Regions from separate parts of the Homo sapiens genome. Here region 2 is linked to region 1. The links are chromatin loops, found by intact Hi-C in ENCODE. Cell type or tissue: chondrocyte. All regions are shown on one strand. Each heading gives the region's core, and the rest is flanking DNA. Links, peaks and the distances in the headings are about the cores only.

Region 1 (15,774 bases), core at 4,586-12,585:
TAAATTAAAGCAGAGAAGCAGAGTTCCCCCAGTGTGACTTGGACCAACTCTTGGAAGTTTTAGAAAGTGATCTTTTTTTCTTGTCAAGTATTTAATTTCCTGTATTGAATGCCATTTTGAACTACAGTTGACCCTTGAACAACACTGGGGTTAGGGGTGCCCACGCAGTCAAAAATTTCCATGTAACTTTTGACTTTCCCAGGACTTTACTAATAGCCTACTGTTGACCAGAAGCCTTACTGATACATAAACAGTTGACTTACATGTATTTTGTATGTTATACGTATTATATACTGTATTCTTAAAGTAAGCTGAGAGAGGAAAATGTTAAAATCACAACAAATGTATTTACTCTTCTTTAAATGAAAGTGGAGAATCATGAAGGTTATTATCCCCATAGTCTGCATGAGTAGATTGTGGAGGAGGAAGAAGAGGAGGGATTTTCTCAGGAATGGCAGAGATGGAAGAGATGGAGGAAGTGAAAGGGGAGTGGGAGATGCAGGCACACTCAGTGCAACTTTTGTTGAAAAAATCCGTGTATAAGTGGATCTGTCTCATTCAAACCCATGTTGCTTAAGGGTCAACTGTATTACTTTTCTAAAAGATGGTTATTAACTTGCTAAGTTCTTGGGAGCCCATTATGTAAGAATCATATGGGAAATGAAGTTGGTACTGAAAAAATAGTCTTCTAGCAAAGAACTTTTAATATTTCTAGTGTCAAGCAGCAGCAAGATTAGGCCATACAGGAAGTGCTGGTTACAGAGGTGTCCTCTCAGTTACTTTTCCACTCATTCTCCAGTTTACGCATCTTAATCCAGCCTGGGTTCCTAGTCCAGCGTCTGCCACATAGTAGGTGCTTAAATGTTTATTGAATGGATGAATTTTAGGTCACTGTTGAGAGGATTTTGAAACTGGGAAATAACATTCATTGATCACTCTGCTAAGCGGTGTACTAGGATGTTGATTGTACTCAGATCCTGGGGAATATGTTCTTGGACCTTCTGGACTGCCTGCTGAAATCACATGGTGATAGTGTGGACTTCTAATCATATGCTTTAGAGTATGTTTATATTAGTCAAAAATTATTATTGATATGAATACACAAACTTAAAAGTAATTGTAATGAAATTATGAATCTTTTTTGTATTTTTAAAGACAGAGTCTCACCCTGTTGCCTAGGCTGAAGTACAGTGGCGAGATCTCTGCTCAGTGCAAGCTCTGCCTCCCGGGTTCACGCCATTCTGCCGCCTCAGCCTCCCAAGTAGCTGGGACTACAGGCGCCCGTCACCACGCCCGACTAACTTTTTGTATTTTTAGTAGAGACGGGGTTTCACCGTCGCGATCCTCGTGACGGTGGACCTCGTGATCCACCCACCTCGGCCTCCCAGAGTGCTGGGATTACAGGCGTGAACCCCTGCGCCGGGCCGGGAAATTATGAATCTTAAAGCGATGGGTGACACACGCATCGGCATCCTTCAATCTCAGTTTGTTTATTGATTGAAAGGGGGTCTTGTTCTGTCACCCAGGCTAGAGTGCAGTGGCACAGTCACAACACACTGCAGCCTTGAGCGCCATGATTCCAGAAATCCTTCTACCTCAGCCTCCCAAGTAGCTGGGACTATAGGTGCGTGCCACCGGGTTCGGCTCATTTTAAAAATTATTTGTGGAGGTGAGGTCTTCCTACGTTGCCCAGGCTGGTCTTGAACTCCTGAATGCAAGTGATGCGCTGGCCTCAGCTTCCCAGTGCTGGGACTATAGGTGTGACCCACTGTGCCTGGCTGATCTCAATTTGAAAATCACAGAGTCAAAAGGTATTTTTGGCTTAGGCGTCAAAGCAACTATACACTGGTCCTTGGTCTAATCTGGTCTGCTTCATAGTACTGGCTGAGTTGCTTAGATGCTTTGGACTGTTTCCTTTTTTGTGTATTCAGAGAATACATGCAGTTAGATTATCTCTGAAATCCTTCCTGCCTTGAAATTTTCCAACTCAGTGAATCCTATAACCACCTAGCACTTGTCTTATAGCACTTGTGTTGTGTTAGGGACAATATTATTAATGGTGTTTACATACACCAGTAAAAGACTAAGCTCATTCTGGATCGGGATTAGTTTTAATTATTTTTGTATCTTCCAGTCTTACTGTATGCCTGACACATATATTAAAAATCAAATAATATTAGCCTGGATTCATAAGGGGTATTTTTGCCCTCTCAATTAAAGAATAGCTAAGAACTAAACTCTGTAGTATTGAGTGTAAGTCCAGCAGAAGCTCAGAGGTAGGAAGGATCCGTTGGGGCTAGAGTAATTGGGAAGCTTTGATGATAAGAGCTTGATGAAGGAAGGCGTGTGAACACCTGGGCTGCATACCAGGAGCAAAGGCCCAGGGGCTGGTAAGTGAGTGCATTTTGGATTATGGGTGGAGTGCCTTGACTGACAGGCAGAAGAGTTTGGAACTGATTTGTTAGACAGTTCTTTTTTGTTGTTTGTTTTTCCTGGAAAGTTTTATTAGGCCAGCTCAAAAGCTTCCTGAACATCCTTTACCTTAATTCCCTTGGTAGCATTTCAGATTAAAAATACATCATCCAGTTTGCTTTATTTTTGTTTTTGGGTTTATCAGTTTTTCTATGTAATATTTTCCACAGTAAATCTTGGTGCCAATAATGGAACGAACACTGGACACAGGACTGGGGAAGACTGGATTTCAGCTTAGGAGAAGGTGAGCTGCTCAGGGTGGATCCAGAGAGCTTCAAGACTAGTGCCCGGCACATCTTAAGCACTCAGTGACAAGTGCAGCGTTGAAGGCTTTTTTCCCTTTACTGCTTGCTAACAGTGCCACTTTGCACAAGGCTGCCCCTTCGTTTCATTTGTAAGCATGGATGAATTTTTAAAGGCCTTTTCTCATTTTAAAGGTTTGTGATTTTGGAGGGCATATGATTTAACTTTCATTGTATTATAATTTTAGCAAAAGACAAAACGAGACAAAAGGCCATGTTTGGCTTTAGTTTAATTTTAATGAAAACCCCATGTGAATGATAATGATGTATGTCTCAGCAGGAATCAGAAGTCATGCCAGATAGCTCAAATGAAGAAAGGTGCAGAGGGGATTAGGGAATATACAAGGAGTGGTGAGGAGCAAAGGGAAGCTAACAGTAACCAGAAAGGACAGAAGGAGAAAGTAGGGCTGTCTGGAGGAGGATCCGACTGTTGCCAGAGAAGTAGTGCTGGGGGCTGGAAGAGTAACACCGAACTGCCTCAGTGTTGGAACTGGTCCACTTCTGAAATCCAAAGTGCAGGCCTCCCACTGTTTGCTTATAGTCCCTCAACTTTCTCAGTCTCACTCACCCCCACTGCATCTATCAGGCGCTTCTGTGATCTTCAGTCACTGTCATGCCAGTGTGCTCAGTTGTATCGTTGTTGTTCTGTAGCATCTGCCTGGCAGCTTCTCAGCCTTGGGCAGTCTCAACTCTCTGCCTCCTGTAATGCTTGACCTGAGTTGCTGGGGCCAGCTGGGGAAAATCACAGTATCCAGATCTGTGCCCCTATAAATCCATGGTCACCAGCTCAGCTGGGCCATCAAGGAATCTTCCAGAATTTTCCTCATCAGTACCCGCTTCTTATCTCTGCAGAATGTACTTTTCAGCATTTTCACGCTTTTCGAACCTTTCATCCTTTCACATCATTTACACACACTCTTAGCAAGCGGTCTTGCCACCTACATCATAAATGAAAGAGATGTAAGTGGAGAATCGCAGGGGCTTCCTGCCAAAAACTGTTCCTCCTCCCCAGTCACAGTGGAAGAGGTTGTATTTATGCTAAGACCAATCTCCTACCTGGGCTGTGGATCCCATCTACCCCGCCTTTGTGAGGACTTCACTCAGGTGTTCATGTCTTACTAAAGCCTTCCTTCTGTTGGCCTTTATACATGCTTAGAGACAGACAAGAATAAAGTAAAACAGAAAAAACTAGAATCCTCCCTTGATTTCACATTGCCCTTTTAAAATTCCTCTCTTTTTCACTTTCCTGCCACATTTCTTAAAATAGTTGTTTGTAGCCAACTTCTCACCCATCCCAGTGCTGTCTGGTTTCAGCTACGATCACTCTCCTGAAGGCCAAAGTCATTCTTGAGCTTCTGGTCACAAAATCTTGTTCCTGTCATTTCTTCAGGGTAATGCCTGGGACATAGCAAGTGTATAATAAACATTTATTTGACTGAATAAATCCAAGGATGTTTCCTTTTCACAGCCCTAGTTTTTCTGTTTTTCTGGGGTATAGGAGTCCAATACTGTCATCTTTTGAGGATCTGGGTGACTAGTCATTGTATCGCAAATCATCTTGACGGACTAGGTAAAGATACAAATAAATATTATTTGAGGATAAGTTCAGTGGCTCAGTGCCTGTAATCCCAGCACTTTGAGAGGCCGAGGTGGAAGGATAGCTTGAGCCCAGGAGTTTGAGACCAGCCTGGGCAACATAATGAGGCCCCTTTTCTACAAAAATTAGAAAAAAGTTAGCCGAGTGTGGTGGTACATGTCTGTGGTCCCAGTTACTCAGGAGGCTGAAGTGGGAGGATCACTTGAGCCTGGATCACCTGAGGCTGCAGTGAGCTATGATTGCACCACTGCACTCCAGCAGCCTGGGTGACTGAGTGAGACCCTGTCTCAAAAAAAAAAAAAAAAAAAAAAAGAATATTATTTGATAATGACTTCTTCAATCTTGTTCAGGTGATCTGTCTTTCTGGGAAAATAAAACCCTGACATCTTTTTTTCTGAAAAACTATACTTCCTAAAATACTAAGACTTACTGTTTTTATCTATGCATATAGATCTAATAAGAGTAGTAGGGCATTGGGTACTACTGGCAATAGATTTGTGAATAAATAATGCTGTGCTCTTGTATGAAACTCTTTTGTTTTCCTATTAAGTAGTGTATCTTCTTTGAAGTTTTTGTCTTCATTTATTTGTTGGGGGTGGATGGAGGGGGATGAATTTGCACTGGCCTGGTTCATTTTTGACATGTCATCAATGTCCAGTGGCATCGGTTGGAAGTCCAGTCACCTTTAGACCTGCAGCCTTTCCCTGTGCAACATAGTGACAGTCCTTGTCCTCTAGGAGGAGACATGGCATGCTAAGGCAGAGGGCTTTATGGTTCCTGGGGGAATAAAGCAGACCTCTAAGTAACTTTTCCAATTAAGATAGAATCCAGTGCTTGTTTTATGAGAACAGCTGAGTAATCCGGTATATATATAACAGATCTCTTTTATGGGGGCTCTGAGAGCTAAGTTGTCAGGCATTCCCTATATACTTGTCTGGCTTCCAGTATTCCTTCCTAGTCATCTCATGCACATTCTCGTCCCCTTAATCTCTCACCTCCAAACATTGTAGAGGGAGGGAAGGCCTTTATTCCCATTCCTAAAATAAATAAATAAAAATCAAGTGTCATTTATCAGTTATATGGTTTAAATTATTGGATTATTTTCCCAAAAGAATTAAAATATAAACAAATATGCTTTCATTTGAAACCATAGATAGTAGTTCATGTATTTTTTTGTTTGTAGAGGTAGAGAAGGAAAAGAAGTATAAAAAGAGGTCCAGGAGGCCGGGCGCGGCGGCTCACACCTGTAATCCCAGCACTTTGGGAGGCCGAGGAGGGCGAATCATGAGGTCAGGAGTTTGAGACCATCCTGGCCAATATGATGAAACCCCGTCTCTACTAAAAATACAAAAAAATTAGCTGGGCATGGTGGCGCATGCCTGTAATCCCAGCTACTTGGGAGGCTGAGGCAGGAGAATCGCTTGAACCAAGGAGTCGGAGGTTGCAGTGAGCCCCACTGCACTTCAGCCTAGTGACAGAGTAAAACTCCGTCTCAAAAAAAAAAAAAAGAGGTCCAGGAAAGCAGGATACATTAATACATTACTTCTTACCTGTTCAGTCCAACCTGGCGACAGAGCAAGACTCCGTCTCAAAAAAAAAAAAAAAAAAAAAAAAGAGGTCCAGGAAAGCAGGATACATTACTTCTTACCTGTTCAGTCCTCCCCTTCTGCAAATGGCCCTTCTGAGACCCAGCGAGTCTTCTGCCCTTATCAGGCCGTAACTCTATACAATTTGGCCCCTATGAGTTCTTTCAGATCTGTGCATGCTTGTATTTTTGTTAACTATGATTTGGGGATGGAGCAGGAGGAGCAAGAGGATTAATTTGGAAAACTGGATTACAGAGTTCATGACCCTGTCTCTGAGACTTGTCCCACTGTGTGCTGTTATATGGTAGAATTTGTGGCAGTGCTAATGTAACTTGCACTTGATCTCACTCAGGAAGTGTGGAGTCTGTGTTTATAGAGAACTGGGGAAGAAAATCACCATTTTCCCGAACCCTTTCCCCAATATCTCTGGGCAATCCCTTTGGGTCCAGCCCAACCCAGCCCAGCAGGGACAAGTCTGTCTTAGGTTAGGTTGGGCCTGACTCTAGAAAGATTTGGTGAATTCTCTACTTTGATTATATTTTATGGTGCCCTGAGAGTTGGCTGAGCCTAATTTTACTGTTGAAACTCACTAGGCAGCTCTGCAACAGGATTCTTCTGGGGTCCTCTGGACCCAAAGTGGTTCTGGACAGCTAAGGCTACTGAGATTCTGCTTGATTTGTTCCCTGGTGATGCCAGTGCTGCCAGGTTGAGGCATATATGGGGAAGGGTGGACGTTTGGGAGGGTTGTGTGTGTGTGTGTGTGTGTGTGTTTTCAAATGATTGTGGGGAAAATCACCTTTCTATAGTCTGATCTGTTAGCGAAATAGTGTTTTCACATCATGAGGCCTTCCGTGGCCTGTTGAGTAGAGGTTATCCTAGTCTTCAGTGAGTCAGAACTTCTGTATTTTTCTGGTTCCTGGCCTTCTCTAGCTGAGAAGAACATCTGGGAGCATGACAAGGTGAGACCGTGATCACTCATTTTGTTCAGATTTCTTGTCTGCTGTTGAAATCAGCGAAACTCTTCATTACTAAATAGTAAAAAGTACTGCTTTTATGATTCTAAAACTACTTTCAGTTGTGGTTTCATTTCTGATTTTTTTCTTTATATTATTACTGCTAACTTTTTCTGTGTATTTTTAGTCTGAAGTTCTGTGAAAAATGACAACTTACTGTCTTTTTTTCTAGTAGTAAATATTTTGGAAAATTAAAATTGTGCCACAGTTTTAATTTGAGAAATTAAATATGGGAAAATTATAGAATTAAAATTTTCTGACTTCTGTTGCAGAAAACACTTTAAATCCATCCCTGTATGCTTCATTAAAGGAAAAGAGGCAGATGGTTTAAAATTAATATAGTATATCTATAAGGAAAATGTATTTACTTAAGTGTACAGTATAAATTGTAAGAAAATGTGGCCTTTTGTCTTGATTTTAGTGAAATGCTTTTGTAATAGTAATTTTCTCTTTTGACCTGTGATGGATAGGAGGTTAATTGATGTTAAATGGATGCTTTGTTAATCCTTCATCAGCTACTAAATTGGTATGGGGGAGTACAGGTCAAGACTACACAAGGCCATGACCAGCTTGTTTTCTCAGGGAGGTTTATGGATTCCACCCCTCCCCCTTCTCTAAACCACACATCACTCTCTCCAGCTGCACATAGGGAAGACTCTCCTGTCTCCCCTCCCCCTCTTCCTGCGGTCCTGTCTCCCCCTCCCTAACCTCATCCTTCTCCCTCTCTGGGCTGCTGCAGAGTGACAGCTTGTAGATGTTGCGTGCGAGGGAGTTCAGCTGGCGCTGTGTGGTCCGAGTGTGTGGTCTCCCGCTCAGCCGAGAGGCTGCTAACAGGGTGGATGAGAGAGAGAGCAACACTGTTTACTTTAATTTATTTCGGATGCCGGAATTGTGCCCAGAGTTTCTCCTGAGCTTGATTCCATAGCTAGCAGCTTCAATCCTTCGCAGCTGCGGTGCGTTCTGAACTCTGGGCTGTCCTTTCCTGACAGGCACTTTCCATAGCATCTGCCTGCTTAATCCCTCACGGCTCAGAAATGTTAACGGCACTGTTGAGTGCTGTGATTATTTTGCTTTCACTATGTCAAGATTTATGGCCTTCGAGAAGCTTCTTTTGAGATAGAGCTAGAGAAGGAAAGCAGAATTTGTAAGATCAGTGACAAAGTTGATGTATTTTTGGAAATTGGAAAAGCTATTATACAAAATTTGGGTCAAATTAATCCAACTTTGCTCATATAAAAGAACCTGGGAGTTAGCGACATCCTGTCATGTTTAACAGTTTTAATGAAATTAACCAATTTAAGCTGACGGTTGGTTTCTTGACCTTTTCTGAAACTCTGCATTGATTTTGGCATGCCTGTTTACCATAGTTATTATATTTGTCAGCGGTGATATTGGTTTATTTCATCCTAAAGATTTGACAAGTCGAGACAAATGAAACTTTGTTTTTATGTAGTAGTATAAATTTAGGAGAATATCTTTTTATCCAATCCTTTCATTATGAATAGCTTAGTAATATTTTCTTGATTTTGTTCCTCTCTCATTCCTGAACATTATTGTTGAGATGGTCAAGTATTTTGTTATTTGAATAAACATATGTAGACTCTTGATATCACTTGGGATTTTGCATTGTTTAGCTTCTTTATTTTCATGTCTTCCTGGCAGTCTTGCTGGAATGGAGTTGGTGGTGTTGATGTTTGTCAAGGATTAGAAAGTCTAGGCCACTCACATCTTCCCGCAAGGTCAGTCTGTTTAGCTTGGAGTTGTTCTGCTGCTTTATTTGCTACTCTTCACCCTGGGTTTCAGTACCTGAGCTCTGTTTCCATCACTGCGAGGGTAAAGCTTTCTCCTACCCTCCTGGTACCTTTTCACTCCTCGCCCTGGTGTACCTTTGCCTCAACTGATCTGGAATCAGACTTCAGGAATTTAGTCATGTTGGGCACTTTTTAAAAAATGATACCATCCTGTATTTCTTTTTGTGTTCAGTTTTTTGGGGTTCTGTGTTTATGGTGCTAATGATGTTAAACTAATGCTCAGAGGAATTCTGAAGCACAGTTATTCACAAAGTTGTACAACCATCACCATTATCTAAGTCCAGAACAGTTTCATCACACCCGGAGAAAACCCTGAATCCATTATCAATCCTTTCCCACTTTCTGCATCCATGGATTTACTTATTCTGAACTTTCATATAAGTGGAATCATATATGTGGCCTTTTATGTCAATTATGACATAATATATGCATAATATTGTTAGTCATTACTGTATGACTTTTACCTAGGAAGTGAAAATTCTTTGGAGAGAGAGAGAGAGGAAAAAATACTGATAAATGATGGTTATAGTTAAGTAATCATGTGTGGAAATGAACTTGTATTTTAGAAACTCGGGGCCGGGCGCGGTGGCTCACACCTGTAATCCCAGCACTTTGAGAGGCCAAGGCGGGCAGATCACGAGGTCAGGAGATCTAGACCATCCTGGCTAACACAGAGAAACCCTGTCTCTACTAAAAATACAAAAAAATTAGCCGGGCGTGGTAGTGGTTGCCTGTAGTCCCAGCTATTCGGGAGGCTGAGGCAGGAGAATGGCATGAACCCGGAAGGCAGAGCTTGCAGTGACCCCAGATCCTGCCACTGCACTCCAGCATGGGTGACAGAGCGAGACTCCGTCTCAAAAAAAAAAAAAAAAAAGAAACTGGGAAATATTTAATAGGAACTGCGGAATGGTCAAGGCTTGTGTTGGATAGAAGTGCCCTATGTGTGACTGGCTGTTAGTCACCAGCACTTTTCTGCAGTGCTGTGTCATGCAGGTTCCTGTTCCCAGCCCTTCTGGAGTTTCACCAATGCCGGTGCTAATTGGTTGTTTAAAATTCGATGTAGAACTCTAAATGAATAAATCCTGACTGAACAGATTCCCTCCATTTCTACCTTAGCTTTTACTGGGCAAAATCCTCCAGGAGTTAGCAGTGAGCAGGAAAAGGACCAGGGTTTTGCTCTCTGGTAACTAAAGGGGGAATTATCCTCCAGAGCAGTTGATTCTCTTGCAAGGGCAGAGAAGCAAAGTATCTGTAGAACCACAGTACCTTGACAGCACTTTAAAAACCCTATTTCCAAGTGCATTTCTGTGAAAACAAGGTTATCTTTAAGAAAAAGATTACTACCTTTATTTGCACTTTTCATTAGAACTGAAAAGTTAGAATTGTTTTATATATTCTCAGTACTATCCCATTCTCTTTTATGGCTGGATTTTTTAAATGGAAAAATCAAGCTTAAATGAGTTTTGGCCTAGTTTTTATAGGACTAAAGGATAGTTGAAAAACAAGTTTCTCTGGTAACTTTCATTATAAATATCTTAGTAATATTTTAAAATTTATTAGGGGCAAAACTCATTTTGGTTTAAACATTTAAAATACTTCTTTGGTGGGGGGAGAAAGGAGACACAGCATTAAAGATCTGCACCTACAAATTAGAATTTCTGGTTTTCGTGTAATTCTGTGTGGAAGCAGTAATAGAATATCAAACTTTTCACCTCTTGGACCTTTCAGTTAAAGGTCAGATTTGAACTGGACCTCTTGTCACCCAGAGGTGACCGATAGAAAAGGAGTTGTTCTGCTTAGATGTTTGGTTAATTTGGATTTATCTGATTGTTTTCCTTAGCATGAATTGTATTGAAGATCAGGAGGAGCTGTCACAGGTTGATTGTGACCTTTTAGGATGTAATTAGGGCACTCAGGTTTTATAGTGGTTTTGGCAGTTGCTCTTGTGACCAGATTTATTGGTTTAAAAGACAGTGCATGGCACACAGTACAGAATCAAGGAATGGCATCTGTCCTGTGAAACAAATCTAGCTGACACCCCTCTCAGAAGCCGCATCTTATAGCTTCTTATGGCAGGAATTTCACACAGCCTTTTGAGGTCTCTGCTGCTGTTGTTGAGGAGATGAAAGAAGAGCCCGTGCATCCCCAGATCTGGTCAGCCCGGCCACCGTTTCACTGAGTGTCTGGCACTGGACTAGACACTAGAGTGAAGAAAGAATATGATGACAAGCCCAGGCAAGCCCACTGAAGATTGCTGGCAGAGAGCTTGGCACAGTAACTTTTTTTCATCCCTTTTTCTTTAATGTAAAGGATACTATCATTTGTTATAATCACTTTCTTAAGATAGTTAATTTACAGGAGAAATGAGCACCACCCCCAGCCCAAAAAAATGCATATAACTCAGAGCTGCCAAGAGGAAGCCTCATGTGGTCAGCGTTCTTAAGGAGACCCTCTGCTGCCTGGATCTCCAGCCAGCAGCTGCCCTGCAGGGCTCTGGAAGTGGGCTATTCTGTGTGGTCTAAGGCCTACCTACGTTTCTAAAACATGTATATACATGCTTATTGCCACAGGGAAGGCAATGTAAAAATATTTAAAGGCACAATTTCCCTGGCCCCTCCACCCTTCTCCAATCTCATTCTCAGGATAATTGACCCCTGGTGTGCATCCTTCTAGCCCTTTCTCTGTATTCATATAAGCATAGGCCCTTGTTTGTATAAAGGTAGCTTTTGTTCTTCTTTTTTAAATGGAAACATTGATTGGGTCCTGATTCTAACACATCAACTGCAAAATAACTTTTAGACCATATGAAAAAATTGACCTGGGGCTGGGTGCAATGTCATTTGTAGAGGTACAAACTAAGTCATTTATGGATGAAATGATACAATGCTTTAAAGAGCTCCCTCAACAAACAACATGAAAGTATGTTGAAGGGGAGAGGCAGCTAAAACAAGACACAGAATGTTGAAGCTGGGTGATGGGAACTTGGAGGTTCCTTATGCTAGTCTCTCTTATGTATGTTTAAGATTTCCATAATAAATAAAAAAAAAAATAGTCATCCGGAGTATAGCATAGAGCAAGGGTCTGGTTTTGAATCCCACCTCTTTCACTTAATAGCTGTGATTTTTGACAAGCTATTGAATCTCTGATAATCCTACCCTTGTTAATAAACCATTTGGCATTTTAGAATACTTCCTTCTAGGAACTTTTTCTGTACATCTGTCTGTTCATACCTATCTGCCTATTTATTTATTCGTATGTCTTTCTATTTCGCTAATTTGTTGTAAGTATTCTCTTGGTTTCGCATGTTTTTCATAATGTTTCACTGGCTGCATAGTTTCCTTGACTGAACCTTTACATTTTACTGGATGTTTTGGTGGATGTTTCCGTTTTTTCCCCGTCTTGCTGTAATACATTTTTGCAGTTATGGGAATCTTCATGCCTAATAGCAATCCCCATGGTTTGAATTATTTTAGTCATTGTTCACTTTTCAAGAATACATTTTGAGTCAAACTGTGGAAGCATGTCTAAGGCTTTGACACGTGGCCGAATTATTTTTCAGAGTATTGGAACAGTTGTGCTGCTGCCAGCGATCCGTGGGAGCTGTGTACAGATTCAGCCGACAACTATGAGCCTTCGAGATCATCTTAAATATCTTGTGTTGTTAATAGGCCAGCGGTGGAACCTCTTTTAGTTGATGTTTCTCTGAGGTTGGGTTTTGTCTTTATGTTCGTTGGTTGGTTGCATCTCCTCTCTTGTGAACTGTAAGCTTATACCTTCTCAATTTTTTTTTGAAGCTCTTGGTGTTTTCTGGATTGATTTTTGTGAGCTGTTTATATAATAAAGTTATTTGTATTTTGACATTTTGAATATATTTGCAGACTTCCTGTTTGGCTTTCAAATTTCTTATCTTTTATTTATTAACTTATAGAAGATGTATATTTCTTTATGGCTAGGAACTTAGTGTGTTCACCGTTGTGATTTTTCTGTCAAGTCCAAATGTTGTCCTTCCACCCCAACAGCTGTAATATACACTTACTTTATGTTCTTCTAGTTTTTTTAATATACATATAATTAAAATTATATGTATATTTGACTTTTTACATCACCAGGAATTCTTTAACTCTATAGATGTTTGAAGTTATGTAAGCAAGAACATTATGCTTTTGGAGTGTAACTGAAACATTTCTGGGATTGGAGTTAATATGCTAAAAATTAAGAGGCAAGAAAATAAAGCAGTAGTTTGTTTAGAATAAAATTCAGCTTAATCTTTGGCTGTCCTGACTACGGCCCATCATCAGTGTTTGGAATTTTCCCACCGTGTTATGTAGTGCAGTGCTGTGGCTTTAAAGAAGCACTTCCCCCTGTTGCCCTGGAGCCCCATGCCCTGGTTCTGGGAGGTAATCACGATTGTGTACTGTTACTATATTGTGTCAGCCCTCTCTGCCTGCTGCTTTCATCTTTCTTAAGTTATGCAGCACAAATCTTAGAATGTTTCTCTATTTTTTCTAATTAAAATACTTTCTATCCTAAAACAATTGAGGACCATTCTCCTAGAAGGTTGCTCACCCAGTCTCTGGCGTGTCAGCGCAGCTAATGACGCACCTGGCCCACGAATTCACTTACAGTTGGTTTTTGATGCATGAATGGTAGCAATACTAGGTTACTTTTATTTTGGCCTTTAAAGTTTGCAGAGATCTTTGGTACACATGATTCCATTTAATCCTTACAGGATTCCTGTGACATTAGTTATTATTCCTATTTTAAGATGAGAAAACTGATAGAAATTAAAGGGACCTGAATAAATCATATAGTTAGGATTTGAATTTCTGCCTTCTGACTCTTGGTTAAGTGTCTTTTCTCCCTCTCCATGGCTGAACAAGTTGATTTGTCTGGCAAAAGTGTGCTGTTAATGACACCAGTGTTCTTTACCCCATATTGGTCAATCCACTTTGCACTGATTAAAAACTGTTGGTCATGTCCTTCGTGCCAGTTAGCATCTCTCATTGCGTGCTCACGGTCACACTGAAGAACTGGTCAGGGAGGGAGGCACTTTGGGGAAAACAGTTCTTTTGGGGGACCCTTTTCATATGTGAGTGACAACGTGAAGAGTGTGTGTGTGTGTGTGTGTGTGTGTGTGTGAGAGATTATAAGCACAGCCCCTGATGCAAACTGCCTAGGTGTGATTCCTGCTGTGATAGTTATTGGTTGTGGAGTATTGGACAAAGTATTTAATGAGCCATCCTCATAGGAGAGTTCTGAGGATTAAAAGTTATTGCATGGCAAGAACATAGAAAAGTACTTGGATAAGGCTGGGCGCAGTGGCTCATGCCTGTAATCCCAGCACTTTGGGAGGCCGAGGCAAGCGGATCACAAGGTCAGGAATTTTAGACCAGCCCGACCAACATGGTGAAACCCCATCTCTACTAAAAATACAAAAATTAGTCAGGCATGGTGGTGCACGCCTGTTATCCCAGCTACTCAGGAGGCTGAGGCAGGAGAATCGCTTGAACCCAGGAGGCAGACTCCATCTCAAAAAAAAATTAAGTACCTGGATAAAATAAGTCATCAATGTTTGCTTAATATCTAAGATATATTATCTGTTGATTGATGGCTAGTTGTGTCCTAATGTAATTGGTATTGTTTCTGATTTTATATTGAAAAATATTTTAAATAAAGGCAAGAGCCATGTTTATTCCTACATATACCACCTCAAATGCTAACTGTGCACTAAACACAAAAACTTCAACCCACTAATGAAGGGGTCAAAATCCCTATAAAGTGTAATATGGGAAACCACAGAGTCGCCAGGGGAACCTGTCCTTTCCGTAATGTTGAAGAGTATGGGGAACCGCAGAGTCTCCAGAGGAACCTGTCCTTTCCGTAATGCTGAAGAGTATGGGGAACCGCAGTCTCCAGAGAAAGCTGTCCTTTCCGTAATGTTGAAGAGTATGGGAAACCGCAGTCTCCAGAGAAAGCTGTCCTTTCCGTAATGTTGAAGAGTATGGGGAACCGCAGAGTCTCCAGAGAAAGCTGTCCTTTCCGTAATGTTGAAGAGTATGGGGAACCGCAGTCTCCAGAGAAAGCTGTCCTTTCCGTAATGTTGAAGAGTATGGGGAACCGCAGAGTCTTCAGAGGAACCTGTCCTTTCTGTAATGTTGAAGAGTATGGGGAACCGCAGTCTCCAGAGGAACCTGTCCTTTCCGTAATGTTGAAGAGTATGGGGAACCGCAGAGTCACCAGAGGAACCTGTCCTTTCCGTAATGTTGAAGAGTATGGGGAACCGCAGAGTCTCCCGAGGAACCTGTCCTTTCCGTAATGCTGAAGAGTATGGGAAACCACAGTCTCCAGAGGAACCTGTCCTTTCCGTAATGTTGAAGAGTATGGGGAACCGCAGAGTCACCAGAGGAACCTATCCTTTCCGTAATGTTGAAGAGTATGGGGAACCGCAGAGTCACCAGAGGAACCTGTCCTTTCCGTAATGTTGAAGAGTATGGGGAACCGCAGAGTCTCCAGAGGAACCTGTCCTTTCCGTAATGTTGAAGAGTATGGGGAACCGCAGAGTCACCAGAGGAACCTGTCCTTTCCGTAATGTTGAAGAGTATGGGGAACCGCAGAGTCACCAGAGGAACCTGTCCTTTCCGTAATGTTGAAGAGTATGGGGAACCGCAGAGTCACCAGAGGAACCTGTCCTTTCCGTAATGTTGAAGAGTATGGGGAACCGCAGAGTCACCAGAGGAACCTGTCCTTTCCGTAATGTTGAAGAGTATGGGGAACCGCAGAGTCTCCAGAGGAACCTGTCCTTTCCGTAATGTTGAAGAGTATGGGGAACCGCAGTCTCCAGAGGAACCTGTCCTTTCCGTAATGTTGAAGAGTATGGGGAACCGCAGTCTCCAGAGGAACCTGTCCTTTCCGTAATGTTGAAGAGTATGGGGAACCTCAGAGTCTCCAGAGGAACCTGTCCTTTCCGTAATGTTGAAGAGTATGGGGAACCGC
Region 2 (15,774 bases), core at 3,215-11,214, 57 kb after region 1:
GAATTTTGTTATGCACATGCGTTTATTTTCAGGCTTGACCATTTGTGGACATAATTGCCTCCTGACGGCAGAATGGATGTCTGCAAGTAAAATAGTATGTCGAGTGGGACAAGCCAAAAATGACAAAGGAGACATTATTGTCACCACTAAGTCAGGTGGCAGAGGAACCTCAACAGTCTCTTTCAAGCTACTCAAACCTGAGAAAATAGGTAAAGTCTTTCATGGGTTTATTCTAAAGAAGAAAGTAAAAATGAGTTTGTCTTTTAAGCTGTAAAGCTGGTAGATTCGTGTAAAACCTACCTACTTGCATATCTCAACTTAGATTTAGTTTATGTTTATTTTGACAGGATTGGGATGTTGGTTAATATTTGTGTTACTTTCGGGAAGGCAGTGTGCTGAGGTAACAGTCAGTGAAGCCTAAGGATGACGGTCGTATGAGAACTACTCTTCTCAGTTCTTAAAATCTGTTCGTTCACTTGATATACCAGTTTTGGTTCCTTGATCTTGAATATAATGACATTGCTTTAAACTCTTAAACAAGGTTTGAGGTGAAAAATCCTGATTTGGCCAAATTAGTAATAATATATCTAAATAATATTCCCTTTTCCTTCATTTTATCCATCCTTCAAGGCCCAGATGATACATTTCCTAGCTTGGCTGCTTTTAACGCCCCTGTTAGTAATACTCACTCTTCTTTGAACCACATAGCACTTTGTTTTCCTTCTTTATGCGCTGACCACTTGCTGCCTTCCGTTAGCAGTGTTAGGAACTTGCTGCCTTACGTTAGCAGCGTTAGGAACTTGGTCTGAGAAGTCATGCTCTTTGAATTCTAACCTGGACTCTCTTACCATGACTGAGTATGTAACTTTAATACCTTCTTTATCCATGAGCAAAAGTGGAATATATTGGCTACCTCATAGGATTGGGTGAGTTAGAACATAAATGTAAAGTGCTTAGCATAGTCCCTTACCCAGCAAATTAATAATTTCTGATGATCTTTCTTGTAGCTATTTCTGTGCATGTCTCTTTCCCTTTTTAGAATAAGAGTAATGTCAGATTCATCTTTGTGGTCCTGTAATGTCTTGCACCTGGTCAGCATTTGATAAATATTTGTATAATGTAGGAATATCAGAGGCGTAATTAAACCCAGCCAGTACTTCTCTTTATAAAGAAAATAAATAATTTTGCAAATTGTTTTTTTAATCTTAGAGCATAGAGGCTTTCTGCAGCATTGTTCTCCACAAATTCCTAGATTATTTTTATAAATAAAAATTCAAGGAATTTCAGGGAAAATTCAGAGTGGACTTTATATATGTACATGTACGTGCATGTGTACATATATACATATATAACATTTCTATTTTTGTTTACTCTTTTTATTTAGTGTCTTCAAAAACTAAACTGAAACTAAAGCAGGAACTTGTTGTACAGTTTTCTAGAGGGACTTAAACATTTTGATAAAAATCTAATATCTTATGATCTATTTATATAGCAGATAAAGAAAACTTAGGCAAAAGTGGTAATTTTATTATTCTGGAATACTCATTCCAGGACCTAGCACATAGTAGGCTTAGTAAAGGTTTCTTTTTTTTTTTCTTTTTGTTTTGAGACAGAGTCTTGCTCTGTCGCCCATGCTGGAGTGCAATGGCGCGATCTCAATCTTGGCTTACTGCAACCTCCGCCTCCCAGGTTCAAGCAATTCTCCTGCCTCAGCCTCTGCAGTAGCCGGGATTACAGGTGCGTGCCACCATGCCCAGCTAATTTTTGTATTTTTAGTAGAGATGGGGTTTCACCATGTTGGTCAGGCTGGTCTCGAACTCCGGACCTTGTGATTCGCCCACCTCGGCCTCCCAAAGTGCTGGGATTACAGGTGTGAGCTACTGCACCCGGCCAGTAAAGCTTTCTTGAACTGAACTCAAGAGTGCCTGGACTTGAGCAGAAGCCCCTGTTGCATGCTGGCAGAACCACGAGTGCTGAGAGAATGAGTGGGTTCATAGAGGGCCTTGCAGCTACAGGTTGCCTGGTATTCAGACAGCCTTCTCCCATGAAGCCTTCTGATCCTCGCCTGGGGAGGCAGGCACGCTTTGTCTGTGCTCCCTGGCACTTGGCTCTTTTTCTGTTGCAGCCCAGGGCCTTGGAGGCCTAGCTGGTAAGCCCTGTGCTAGGTTGAATGATAACGGAGTTCAGTCCCATAAAGGAAGATGCTGTTTTTAGAGCTTATGTTGTCTTGTTCACAGGGTCCACACCCAGTCAGTTTTCCCTGAATAACCTGGTTATTTCCATTATACAAGCCATGCGTTCCTTGAAAGGTGTTTGATTTAATCGTTAGATATTTTATTGAATTTACCAAATTGATTTCAGCCTAATACGGAAAAAAATCCCTGCTGTTTCTACCATCTAGGACATTTCCAGCACTGATAACAGCAAAAAGAATGAGAAATAGCAAGTAGCATATTATTTTTGCATAACTATTCATGAAAACATGCCAGAGTTTGTAGAGGAAAAGAAAATAAAAGATATTTCTTGAGAGCTTTCAAGAACCATTTAAAAAACATTTGGTTTTCATTTGTAGTGAAATGTCCTTAGGTAGCTTATGGAACCCAGAAGCAGAAACTCACAGTATTAAATATAAAATCATATATGCATAATGGTTTTTCGGCATTTATCATAAACCAGAAGCTTTCCACTGAGCTAACATTTTACTCGAATGTTTTGTGCTTGGATATTTCCCAGACATTTTCCAAGAGTTTACATGATTTCAGAATATTCTCTTGAATAAACAGATATTATAGGTCATATTATTTCATCTTACTGACTTTCTGAATTTTTTGTGCAGATTTAATCAGCTACATTTAACAATGTTTAATTGTAGTGTTTATTATTTGTAAAATATGTTTGTTATTGCAAAACTTTGTCTAAGCAGCTTAATTTGTCTTCTCTGTTGAGTAATGTACAATGAAACCATAAGCTGAGAGGTGTAATTTTTGCCTTTTTATAAATTTTTTTAGTGCTTATAATTAAACTACTAGTCATTTTTTAAAAATTTAGCTGTTATGTCCTCAAATCTCTTAAAGATTATCCAACAGGCATTTTGTATTAGGTCTTTAAGAAGTCAGACAATAGGCCAGACGTAGAAGGTGCCTGGGGTAGGCTTCATCTTATTAAGCATATGCTCCTCATTTCTGTAGGCATTTTGGATCAGTCTGCTGTGTGGGTTGATGAAATGAATTATTATGATATGCGCACTGACAGGAACAAAGGAATTCCGCCCTTGTCCTTACGTCCTGCTAACCCGCTTGGCATTGAGATTGAAAAGTGAGTACCATCTTGCTTTCAGTCTTCTTTATTTTTCAGTTCCTGAAAAGTTTTATATACTTACAGGAAAGGGACTCAAACTCCAGAAACATCCCAGGAAACACAGTTGAAGACACCTCAGTTGTTTGGAGATGGGTGTTATTTATGAAGCCTTGTTAGCTATGCTGCAAGTAAACTTTGCAGTTAGTTAAAACTTGTGGCTAAAACTACTTTTACCTCTTCAGTTTTTTGATTTTGCATTTTGTGAAAAAGAAAAGTCTTTAGTATGTTGTCTAGAGATGGTTAAGTTTAAATAGGTAGATGGCACCTGAAGTCAAAATAGCATACATAATCTGTTTTTTTGATTTTTCTAGAAGTATTTTAGAATAGCCAGGTCTAATCTGGTCTTTAATTTTGTCTATAATGTCTACTCATTCTTGCTTAATCCAGACTTATTTAACTTTAATCATCAGAATTCTGCCAGGTAAATGATATCTTTCAAGATGCCTTATAACTGAATCTAGAGTTTTTTTCTGAATTCCTAGTACAGTGTTTTAGTAACTTTTATAATTAGTGCCTTTCTACTTAAACAATTCACCTAATGTGTTAATCGCAGCTAATTTATCTTCTGGCCTTAGTGCTTCTGCTTATGGAATTGTATACTGAGTATTGCTCTGTAAACTCTTACCAAAAGTGACAAATTAGCACTGTTAATACTTTAACCATGGTTTTAGTTTAGGGTTTTCTAGGAATGGGGAAAATTCTCCAATAATCTCTCTATATATAATCTTCAAGCCTACTCTTGAAGATCATTAGTTTCATTTTCACCTGCTGGGGTTTGCCCCTGGCTGAGGGGAAGTAGCATGTTTGTCTTGGGAAAGTAGCACGTGTTGAAAAAGTCTGGGGCTTAGCAGCTTCACGTGAGCTTTGACTGTTCTAGGTAACATCTTTGAAACATTTTTGCAGTATGGGTCATTCTAGAGCCGTTTAAGGATTCCAGTGCCTCCAAAATTAAGAGTTCAAAGATTGAGAAGGTTTAGAAAATAATGGTAACAGTTGGGTATTTATTTGAGCACAGTTTTAAGCATGAATAGACTTGCAGTTGATAGTAAGCCCCTTATGGGTGCTTCAAGGCTCTGGAAAGCCAGTCTCTTTCCAACCTGCCTGAGAAGTGTGGAGCAGGAGGCCCTCTGAGCTGCTCTTCATAACCAAGAGCCAGTTTTATACATGGGCAAAAGGAATATGGAGATATACAAAATATATTTAGTATGAGACTTGGACAAAATTATCAGTTAGGGTTCATTCAGACGTTTACTATCATAAACGTGATTTCTTCAACTTCTGTTTTGGTGTTTACCCCCACCCCTGTTCTCTCTACCTCCCCACACCTTCTCAGCCTTTGAATCTCTTTATTATTCCTGTTGCTGCTGCCCACAGTGTGGTTTGGCCTGAACTGCGTCTAACAGCAGTGTTCCTAATAAGTGTCAGGTTAATTATTTGATGAGATTGGTAATGGCAGTGAAGAATAATGGCACTGAAAGTACTTAGCTTTCTTAAAATGTTCTTTTCTTCTCTGAGAGGTAGTTTGATTTTGTGTGGGGCAAAACTCTCTCAATTTGAACTTGGGCTGTGCCACTTACTAGCAATATGACATTGAGTAAGTTACTTAGATTCCTTTTGCCTCAGTTTCCTCAGGTGTACAATGCAGTACCTGTTCCTTAGGGTCGATGCGAGGAATCAGGAAGTGAGGAGGTAAACAACTTGGAGCATAGCAAGTGCCTCACAAGTGTTCATCCTTACAGGATTCTTTGCTCTTCTTGGATATATACTATTCATTGTTCTGCCACATAGGAAAAGTTTTTGTTTAATGACTTAAGATTCCAGGGTACTAAAGTGTTTTAAAATTTTAAAATAACATTATGTACATTTATCCAATAAGTACTTCAGTGGGAATAAAATTAACAGATTTTGATGTTACTGTACAGATTGTTACTTAAGTTTCAGAAATATTTGCTCAGCCATGGGATAAAGTAAAATATTAAAGGATAATTTTTGAAAAAGGGAAAATCATGATTCTTATACAAATATAAAATAAATAGATGTCAGAGCTTTTATTTAACTCATAATTAAGGAAAGAACCAATAAGATGTTAAATCCAGCCCAAAGGAAAGTCCAGAGGGGAGACATACGCAATGAGAAATGCCGAAAGATGCAAGACCGTCACTCCGTCTCGGAGGAGCCAGTGGTATCCTCACCTGATGTGCATTTCTGTGGACAGGAATCCCTGGCATCGCCATTAGCCCTCCACAAGCCAGCTCTGTCTTTCTAATAGAGACTCAGAATAGCCAATGATCAGAGAAAGGCGCGGATCCTGTAGCATCAGGGAACACGGGGAGGGCCCTTTAGGCCGTGAACAGACATCCAGTCATCCTTCTGTCCGTCTGAAAGTGTTTGGCAAAAGACTTTCAAAAGAAAGAGAGGCTAGATGTAGAGATTCCAGGAAGCAAGAAAATGAAAGATGAAAGTAAGAATAGGTGTAGAAACCAAGAGAAGATAATGCTTTTGGCCAGAAAAATGCTTTTCCAGGCTTCTTTTTTTTTTTTTTTTTTTTTGGATACTGTCAAGAAAGCTGTGTTTATCTTACTGAATTCTTTGACCTCTGTTAGATAAATCTTGTTTTAGAGAAAGATAAAAGGAAGGAAAGGCAGACTGTAGAATGTTGATGTGGGTTTTATTTTGCTGATTTACTTACTATTTTTCAGATGAAGGCTTTGGTAGAGGATGGTATTGTACTCAGGTCAGGATCCCTACTGTCTTTTAGTTCTGTTTATTAATGTCATTTGGGGCTTTTAAAAAAATAATTAAAAACCTAGAGAGCACCTACTTTTTGAAAATGTCAGTATTGAAGGAATAATAGGGTTTTAGTATTATTTGTTTGTGGAAACATACTTAAAAAAGTTTGCGGCCGGGCGTGGTGGCTCACGCCTGTAATCCCAGCACTTTGAGAGGCCGAGGCGGGCGGATCACTTGAGGTCAGGAGTTTGAGACCAGCCTGGCCAACGTGGTGAAACCCCGTCTCTACTAAAAATACAAAAAATTAGCTGGGCGTGGTGGCAGGCGCATGTAATCTCAGCTACTTGGGAGGCTGAGGCAGGAGAATCACTTGAACTCAGGAGGTGGAAGTTGCAGTGAGCAGAGGTCGGGTCACTGCACTTCAACCTGGGTGACAGAGTGAGAGTCTGTCTCAAAAAAAAAAAGGTTTGAAGAATTTGTGAGTGCTGTGGTCCTAGTGAGTTATCAGATTGCAGTGGGGAGGCAGCCTTCAGGAGAGAAGTCAGTTTGTGGTGATAAATTCTCGACAGCTGACGGTCTAGCGTGCACACTGGGAACGTGAGGGGCCCTGCGTGTGGTGTCCGGTTCAGCTGAAGATGGCAAAGCCAGTGAGAGTAACACAGTACGGTTGCCTTGTGGCTCTTTGGGGTGAGTCAGAGTTTAATAAATATTTTACCGGTGGACCCAGGCTGCATGCTTTTTTCTTTCAGCCTGCAAGTTTAACAACGTGGCATTTGTTGGCTGTCTTTGACTGTTAAGACCCTTCATATTCCTAAATTTTTAACTGATGTTTTTGCACACAGAGTGTCATGATACTTATAAAAATGTTACTAATTGCTCAGAAAAAATAACTTCACTTTGAATTGAGACTAGGATTTGCTTGTAAAAAGTCTATATTTCTGCTTTACGATGGCAGTTGTCACAAATATATGTGGTCTTTGCATGACTTCAGTTGTAATGCTGACAAACTATTTAAACCAAAAAGGAAGGTAAAAACAGGTTCATGTTAAGTAAGAACCTTTGCTAGGCTTTGTTTCTTGAAATCAATACTCAATTGCCTAACAAGAGGGTATTTATGGGTAATGTGTAGGAGACGGTCTGTATATGGGCGCAGGGGCAGAAATCAGGAGCTTTGTACTGTTTTTATATGATCTCAACTGTTTTTGTGACTTATTACCTGGGAATGGCTGTCTAGAAGAGTCAGTTGTTGCACCACTAGTGTCTGTTTTATTTCTACATGGGTGTTATGGGCGATGCAAACCTGATTTTCTTCGAATCGGCCTGGCTTCAAACAGAAAGAAAAGACCAATTTCAATTTTCCCACCACATTTAGAAGACTGTATTTTAAAAGAGGAAAACTGACGGCAAATTAATTCTTAATATGAGTGCAGAAGAAAAGAGCCTTAGGTGACTTTACCTTTAGAACTTGTGTAAAAATAGATGGGCAATGAGAACGCCTTCAAGTCCAGAAACTGGGTCAGACAAAAAAAAAAAAAAAAAAAAAAGAACGGAAACAAACTTATAATACGTAATACAACAGAGTGTAAACAATGTTGGTAAAAATTGAAAGCTACGAGAGATATGTGTAGCATGCACACAAAGAACTAGCAATGCCCACTTTCACTGTTGGCCTCCCCCCTCCGTCTTCCATCCGCCAAATCAAGAAAGTGTGTTCTCTTTGCCGCAAGCGCGGAATAACACCGCTGCAGCCAGGCCTCACTGTGTGTGGGGTGGCTGGGGCTGTCTCAGAAGGAGGCCCATTGATTTGCATGCTGCATGGGTCATTGCTGCAGAGAGTCCTCATACTGGAAAGCAAGTGCTGAAGTGTGAAGAACGTGCCTGTTTGTGTCTCTTCGCTCAGTCCACAGGCCTGTGTCTTCTCCTGGCTTGGGGCTAGCTGTTTTTTAGAAGGTTTAAATCTGACCTTACACTGCCATCTAATGGAAAACATATCTGTTCAGGGTGGCAGGAATTGTCCGTGACTGAAACTGTGTGTTTCGATTCCTCGATGAAAACATTTCGTGAGTTTACACAGTAGGGTCTCTGTCACTTTCAGTCCTAACTCTGTGCTAGTGGATTTAAAATGCAGGCTTGGTTTGAAGTACTCAGAGCGTATGTTGCTTTTTCTGATGTGTCTGAGCCGGGACTTCACTTGGAAATGTAGAATCCGAAATCCAGTTATTCTGAACAAACGTAAGAGTTTTTACTCCGTGCTTCATTAGCTGTGTTGATATACTACCTCTTCCTTTCCTGTTACTGTTATTAAGGGCATTAGCAATTCTCTTCATTTGAAAGCAGCTCCCCTTTCGCACTCTCCTGCATTGTCATCTTTACGGATTTGTAGTTGTGATCGTATTTCCCACCTAAAACCCTCTGGTTCTCTGTTTGACAGTAGAAGTACCAGGTTCAAATCTCGACTGTTTACATATAACCTCTCAGAGGCCATTTCCTCATCTGGAACATGGAAATATTTAACTCAGTTATTGTCATGGGAATCAAATAATACTTAGGAAATTAGTCTGTAAGATATAAATAAGTATAAATAATAAAAATAATAGCAAATAACATTTTTGAGCATTTATCATGTGTCAGAAACTGCTAGGCTTCCACAAGCATTATCTACTCTGATCTTCAAAACATTCCTAAGAGGAAGGTATGGTGATCCATTCATAATGGAATAACTTCTCGAGATTATACAGGTGGATTGAGCAAACATCGAGATTGAACCCAGAGCCTGTGCTCTTAGCCACTGCTTATTACTGCTGCTTCCCGTTGGGAATACTGAGATGAGCCACCTGTACTTTTGCAGCTGTGTTACCCATGGAGCTTCATGGACTCTGGCATTGGTATTCATTTTTTGTTTTTTCTAACTCATTTATTTCACATTTTTGAGGTGTTTGCATAAAAGATCAGTATATTTAGGCATATATTTTGCAATAGAATATGGAATCAGGATGCCTTCACCTGCAATTAAGATTGATTTAAACAAAAATAAAATCTACTTTTTCATAATATACAATATTCATTGATGGCAGACTCCAAAGGTTGGTTGAGTCAGTCATGTCACCAAGATGTGAGGAGCCTGGGTTTGCTGGCTGTTCTGTTGCCCTTAGCATAAAACACATTTCCTTAGCAATTGTGGTTGAAACTGGACATAATGATGTTCTCAGGCAGAAAGATGGTGTCTCTTCTTGGTTTCCCTTCTTGAAAGTATGGAGACCTTTCCCAGATGTGCTCCAACAGACCTTCCTCCGACATCACTGTTCAAAAACAAGTTTATCCAATCAAGAGCAGGGGGAATATGACAAGCGCGGTTGGCTTATGGTGGTTGATCTCTCCCCAGTTAAGGGGCAATTGGGGGGCTGTGTTTCAGCAGAGAGGGTCCAGGGTGATTGGTGGGTCATAGCCAACAGTGTCCACTAGAAACAGGCTCTGTGTGTCCGGGCAAGGTTAGTCCTGGCCTTAATGGTGTGATTTGGGGAAGATTATTTGACATCTGTGTTAGAATTTCACCATCTTGAAAATAATGTCTGTCTTGTTCTTGTAAGGCTGATTTCTGCTATAAGTCTCAATACATGTCTTCCAATTAAGATCAGTGAAAGAGTTTTAATGTCTTCAGTAAGAACTCTCAGAATAATCAGCTCCGTCTTAGGGGAGGTGGTATTTTGACCAAGAGATGTAGTGCTTTTCAAATTGTACCTGGCCCAGTTCAGGGGCCTGAAGGAACGACGCATCCGGGTAGGGGTGCTGGCGGGTGGGTGGGGCTCGAATCTCAGAATCCAGCTCCAGGGGCTTGGGCCTCCCTGCTCACTCCAATGCAGAAGCCAAGTCTCAGGCTCTGCCACCCGTGTCCTCCCAGCGGCCTGTGGTGCACGGGATGTTCATGGCTGAAGAGCTGGGAGTGCAGGGCCAGTGGGGACCTCACCAGACCCACTGCTTTCTGGCCAGGGGCCCCACTGCTAGGGACTGGCTAGACCCATCCCTGCTCCTTCTGAGGATGAGGGAGGGAGGGACTCCTGGGGGTAGGAGAGTTTCTTAAAATCTTAACAGTCCCTCTCCTGGAGCCCTCCACTAGACATCAGGCCTTTATGTTATGATATAACTGAGAGCAGTTTAGATTTGTAAAAATAACAATTTAGTAATGCATTGTAAGTGAGATGTTACCAGAGTTTAAGTATCAGGGGAATTTTAAAAATGGAGTACAGAATGGAAAGCTCTGAGCTGCTGGTTTACATTGTTCAGTACCATCAGTACCACCAATTTAAGCATTGTAACTGTTTAGGACAGAGCCTTTTCTGTATGTGCTGTGTACATTCTGTTTTTTAAAACATTTTTTATTTTGGCTAAACACGTGGAGTATGACGTAGCTGCCAGACCCATGGGGACTGTGTGTTCTTAGCCGTTTCTCCAGGGCATGCAGCTGCTGTATTTTTGAGTTTTGTGTCTGCATTTTATACTTTCTTGCGTTACTTGCTACCATTGTGTCACAGATCCTTTCTTCACATCATCAGCTCTTAACGCTAGCAACTGCCGTTCATTCCCTGTTCGATTATGGGCAGAGAAACACCGAGGCACAGCGCAGCACCATGGGCGTGGGGGAGGGGCACAGAAGCTGTTTGACTTCTCAGCCTTCTTTCGTTTCTTTTTTCTCAGCTGTGTCCTTAGGTTACTTGGACTTGATCCCTGCTGGATGAGGATGTCTTGTACTTAAATCAGGTGTGAAGACTGTTGTTAGTAGGAACTTAGTTGATACCAGTAGCGCATTTTGATTCTGTTCAGACCATTTAACTCTCTGACCAAGTGAAGTGTGAGACACCACATTGAATGGCCGTGTCTAGAAGGAAGGTCGACAGAAACATGGTCTGCAGCCACCATGACTTCTGCCCGCGATGACACGCCTTACTAATTGGTCATGTCATTCTTTCTAGCTGAGTTGAGACAAAGCCCGTGATCCCTCACACAGTGCTCCAGGCAGATGCTGCCTGCCGGTTAGAGCAGGACTGCAGAAGGAGGCACTTCTGGGTCACTTAGCCGGGGTTCAGCATGTCACAGCTTAGCCTAAGCCTCCACTCAGTCTCTATATTCCCCCAAAGCTCTAACTTGGAGGCATGGGGTGCAGATAAATAAAGTGAGAAAAACTTCCAAAGGTGAAAGGATTTTCTTACTAAGTAAAGTATGAGAACCAGCATGAAGAATCCAAACCAAAATAAACTTCTAAAAACTCAAAGTTCTCCACCTCCCTCCCAGAGACTGCTGACCGGTGAAAAGGACCAGCAAGTAATGAATGCCACATGCATGTATCGGGAGGATTCAGACTATAAATCTTTTAACTCGTGAAGCTAGTGAGAAAAGATGCACGATCGACTCAGTCTCGGTGGAAGTGGTGCCACCTCCCAAAATCTCATCTGTCTTCTTTTCTGTTATCATCATTCTAAGCAAGGCATCCCCCACCCAGTCAAAAAAGGAACATAGTGAAGAAGGACAGTGTTACCGAATGTGAATGGGACGCCCTGTCCTGGCTGAGATGCTCACGCAGTAGGCATTAGACTTTGGAGTGAGTGGCGTCTCGCTGTGCAGGGTTGATAGAGGAACTCCTCGAGATCTGGTTTTGCAGCTCACATTCCCTGTTCTTCTAGGGACCACAGAGGGAGAGGATGTGTAGAGAGGCAAGGAGGGTTTGTGCAGAGATATCTGTGGGGAGAGCTGGGGTAGGCCATGAAGTGGGAGGATGCAGAGCATGTGACCGTCTTCACTGAGGCCTGGTGAGTGGGACCTCCAGGTGACAGTGTTCCCTGCAGCTGTGAGACACAGAGCCTGCATGGACAGTAGAGGTGGCTGCATTTTAGGGGTGTTCTCCATGTCCAGGTGTGCAAGCACCTTGCTAGAGAGAGTGGGCTCCAGGCCATTGGAAGTTGTGCCTATGGGCACTGGTCACCTGAACGTGGAGGGGCTCCAGCAGGGAGTGTCTGCGGTAAGACTGAGACCACTGGAGGCTGAGGAGTGGCAATAGGAAGCAGATGCATCCATGAGTCATGGCTGGAGGAGTCCTCCAGAGCCCTTTAGGGAACCCGTGAAAATGCCCCCAAGACTCAAGTAGGTTCGAATACCTGGCAGGCAGAGAGCACAGACCACCTATGGCAGTACCAGGCACAGGCCCCGAAGGACATTCCATTCTTGTCTCTCTGTCCATCCCACCCTTAACCTCTACGAGAGAGCTGCCATTTTTCCCCCAAACGAGTAAGCAGCCTATTAACTATTGACCTTGGCTGGGAAGAGGGAAGAAAAAAATGTTACCTTTGGGTGAAGTTGGAGTGTGGATCACGAACTAAGCTGCCTAATTTCTGAATTGAGGCTGTGTTTGTAATGAGGAGACAGCAAGACTCTCCCAGAGAATACCAAAGTCATCGGACCTACCCACATTAAAATTCTTTTGGGGTAGGAGTGTTTTCCCCACTGCGTAACTGTTAAAGAGATACTACCCTATCAAATGATCTGTGTCTGGTTTATACCTTATGAGTTGGGCTTGTCCAGTGTTTTGGGGTAGGGGACACATCTTAGAGGGGGCGGCAAATCAGACGAACAAAGTAAACCCCAAGATGGTGGAGACCAACATGCGAGACAGTATAGTCCCTTTGAGGCTGCCGAAGCGTCAGGTTTCATGCCTAGAGTGGCAGAAATGAGCCCTGAGGGACAAGCAGATTCAGTTCATAGACATGCTTGGATTTCATCCTGCAAATGGGGCAGGGGGCGCCAGCAAAGGCTGCCACGTTGTGAGCCTCGGTGGGTACATCTGGCATCCCAGCATGGAACCTGATCTATTGTCGATACTTGATTAATAGTCGAACGAATATATAAATGAATTGATCCAGAAGTCAGTCTTAAACATGTAGGCAAGATGAGGGAGCAGCAGATTATGTATATACCCTGTTGTTATCACAAGCTTTTCTTAAAGTCATTCTAGACATGGACGCAAATGTGAGTGCTTTGTGATTAGATGTGGTTTTATTAGTACTTTGATGATTTCTTAGTATGTCTTAAAACAACTTTCATCTAGGTTTTAACAAAAATCATTTTAACAAAGTGATTTAATATTTTAGAATTTCACTGTATTCAAATTTTGATTTTTATACATTGAATGGGGATTGATGTCATATTTTGATAGGTTTAATAAAACTGTCAACTCAGCCAGATGTCTTAATCCTCTTTAAACCTTATATTCTTTTATTGATGTAATTTCTGTATTTCAACTAGTTTCCTATCTTTTCTATATAAAATCAAAGTTTAAGTGATAGAAAAATCAGCCATGATGTGGGAAATATATTTTGTACATATATACAAACATGTTCTGGGTAATGTATGATTAATATGTATTGTTGTAATGGTTAGTATTCATATGTGTTATACTGGATACTTAGTGATACCTTTTCCATTTTTGTCATAATAACCATTGAAATATATTTTAAACGTTTTTTCCCCTCAGAAGTAAATTTTCGCAGAAGGACTTAGAAATGCTATTCCATGGAATGAGTGCTGATTTTACAAGTGAGAATTTCTCAGCAGCCTGGTATCTTATAGAGAATCACTCAAACACCAGGTTAGTGGATATGGGACTGTCAACTGTGAAGGGTTTCACTCAGATGCTAAAGATGGAATTACACGGTAACTCGAGTTTTAGGTCTGGCTCTGCATACAGTTACATGGTTTTAGGTCTGCGAGCTCTTTGACTTTGCGTTTACCCGTGAACATCTCAGGGTGTCTGTTTCCCTGTTTGTGCAATGGGATGATTCTTTAGAGGTCTCTCATTTCCTACTGTCATTTTATGTTCAATATATTTCATTATTGATGCAGGTTATTAAAAATTTATGGAGCCTTAGCTGGGGACTTAAACTGACATGTATGAATGTGATCTCTCCCTACTCAAATAACATAAAAATTTTAAGTTCTGGGGTAAAACATGGAACACACTGCCTTCTCTGACCATAGGGCAAAGGAAGATGAGTTGGTTTATCATCATGTAAGGACCTGGCTTAAAATTAGCAAAAAAGTAGACAAGGTCATATATCCAATTTGAAGGTTCCCTTCTGTCTTCTAATTACATTTTACTCTGTACAAGAGCAAGTTTGTAGCTTATTTGCAAGATTGATTTAAAATAATTATATTCAGCAAAAAATGTTTGGATAAATCAATGGTTTATTGCTTAAAACTTAAATTATTGATAAATTAGTGTGTTAAAATATACCTTAATATAAATGTTTCATTCATTTATTAGGGTGAAAAGCATTACTAGAAAACATCAGGAAAAGTTGGCATTTTAATACACAGGATAAATTTAACCTGATTGCTTTTTAAAGCAAATGTCCAAGATGAGGAAAGGTTGGCATTTTAATACATAGGGTAAATTTAACCTGATTGCTTTTTAAAGCAAATGTCCAAGATGAATTTTTTCATTGTAGAAGATGATTCTGATTTTACATTACAGATGTAGAATTTCTATTATTATAAGTCAGAATTGAGCTCTGTTTCTTGTGTAGGTCTATCAAGAATACGTTTAAAGTTTTATAGCCGGATTTTCTTAGCTCAAATGGACATAAAACTTCTGAAATACAGAGGCCTGTCTTTAGTTTTCTCTGCTTTAGATATTGAGATGAGATATTGTGGTCTTCCTAGTTATTTAAGTTGTGAATCGACCCACAGGATTCATGTAATTTTATGACTAAGGACAGAGGACTGGATACTGATAAGTATAACATTATGCTTAGTGTTCCACAATGCTTCAGTGAATGTACAAAGCAGTTCCATCTTTGAAATGTTGTCTATCACTGGATGATCTGTGTCTTCTTACCTAGTACAGGATGTTCAAAACTCTTTATCTGGTAAATTGTATATATTATATATAGGTTATAAAAACATCTACACATTTACTTCTTAGGGGTCTAATGTATTTGGAATTACCATCGAGGGCTCCGAAAGTCTTGTAGCTGTTGTAATTTAGGCATTCATAATAAATAAAAGGTTTAGATCTACGCAACAATTTGAAAGCTTTTTGATTTCATCTGGCTTCGTATGATATTAATCTGTGTGCTACTTAGCATCGGTTTTAGCATATTTAGTGTTCTCCACTGAAGGAATTATTTTTTCTTTCTTGCATGTTAGAAGTGTCAAACTTTGGTTTCTTTATTTCATTTCAGTTTTGAGCAGCTCAAAATGGCAGTCACCAACCTAAAGAGACAGGCTAACAAGAAGAGTGAGGGCAGCCTGGCCTATGTGAAAGGCGGTCTCAGTACATTCTTCGAAGCACAGGATGCCCTCTCAGGTAAGGCGATCCTCAGAGCCATCTGCTGGCAGCTTCCGCCATGGAAACCCGGCACTGCCTGCAGGGTGTTTACAGGGTGTGACACTCGGTCTGTTTTTATCAAAGTAGAGATCTCAAATGTGCTATAAATATTTGTTGCAGAGTAGGCTGGCATCTCTTTGAAGACTTGGTACTTTAAAAATTTATCTCTGAGGCTTTTGTTAACCCATCTTACATGTGTGAAATGGGAGACTACTTTAACTCTCTGTGATGTCCACACTCCAGGGCTGATACGAAATTAAATCCCAATGCACAACCACCAATATCTTACATATGTGACTAATTCTATAAATGCA

The links. Peaks named below come from ENCODE experiments on the same cell type or tissue, not always from the same donor. Only the 100,000 strongest peaks of a DNase experiment are listed, where the experiment ranks them.
Region 2: a loop joins it to region 1, with 2.5 times the contacts of the local background. A loop is called at or near these places in 12 of 110 quality-filtered maps.

Annotation. Positions count from the first base shown.
Region 1 is chr6:676,081-691,854 of GRCh38, reverse strand. The region is part of intron 1 of EXOC2 (exocyst complex component 2); the gene reads left to right. Among named protein-coding and RNA genes, the nearest start is that of EXOC2, 9.2 kb to the left of the region's middle. RefSeq lists enhancers at 6,986-7,065, 7,825-7,904. In chondrocyte, for the core only: CTCF peaks have their summits at 4,911 and 5,110; a DNase peak (open chromatin) is centred at 7,760.
Region 2 is chr6:617,376-633,149 of GRCh38, reverse strand. EXOC2 (exocyst complex component 2) reads left to right here. Exons shown (of 28, transcript NM_018303.6): 3 at 33-209; 4 at 3,189-3,315; 5 at 13,607-13,720; 6 at 15,315-15,439. Among named protein-coding and RNA genes, the nearest start is that of HUS1B, 32 kb to the left of the region's middle. In chondrocyte, for the core only: CTCF peaks have their summits at 7,875 and 8,085 (motif pointing left); no DNase peak of the experiment used is centred there.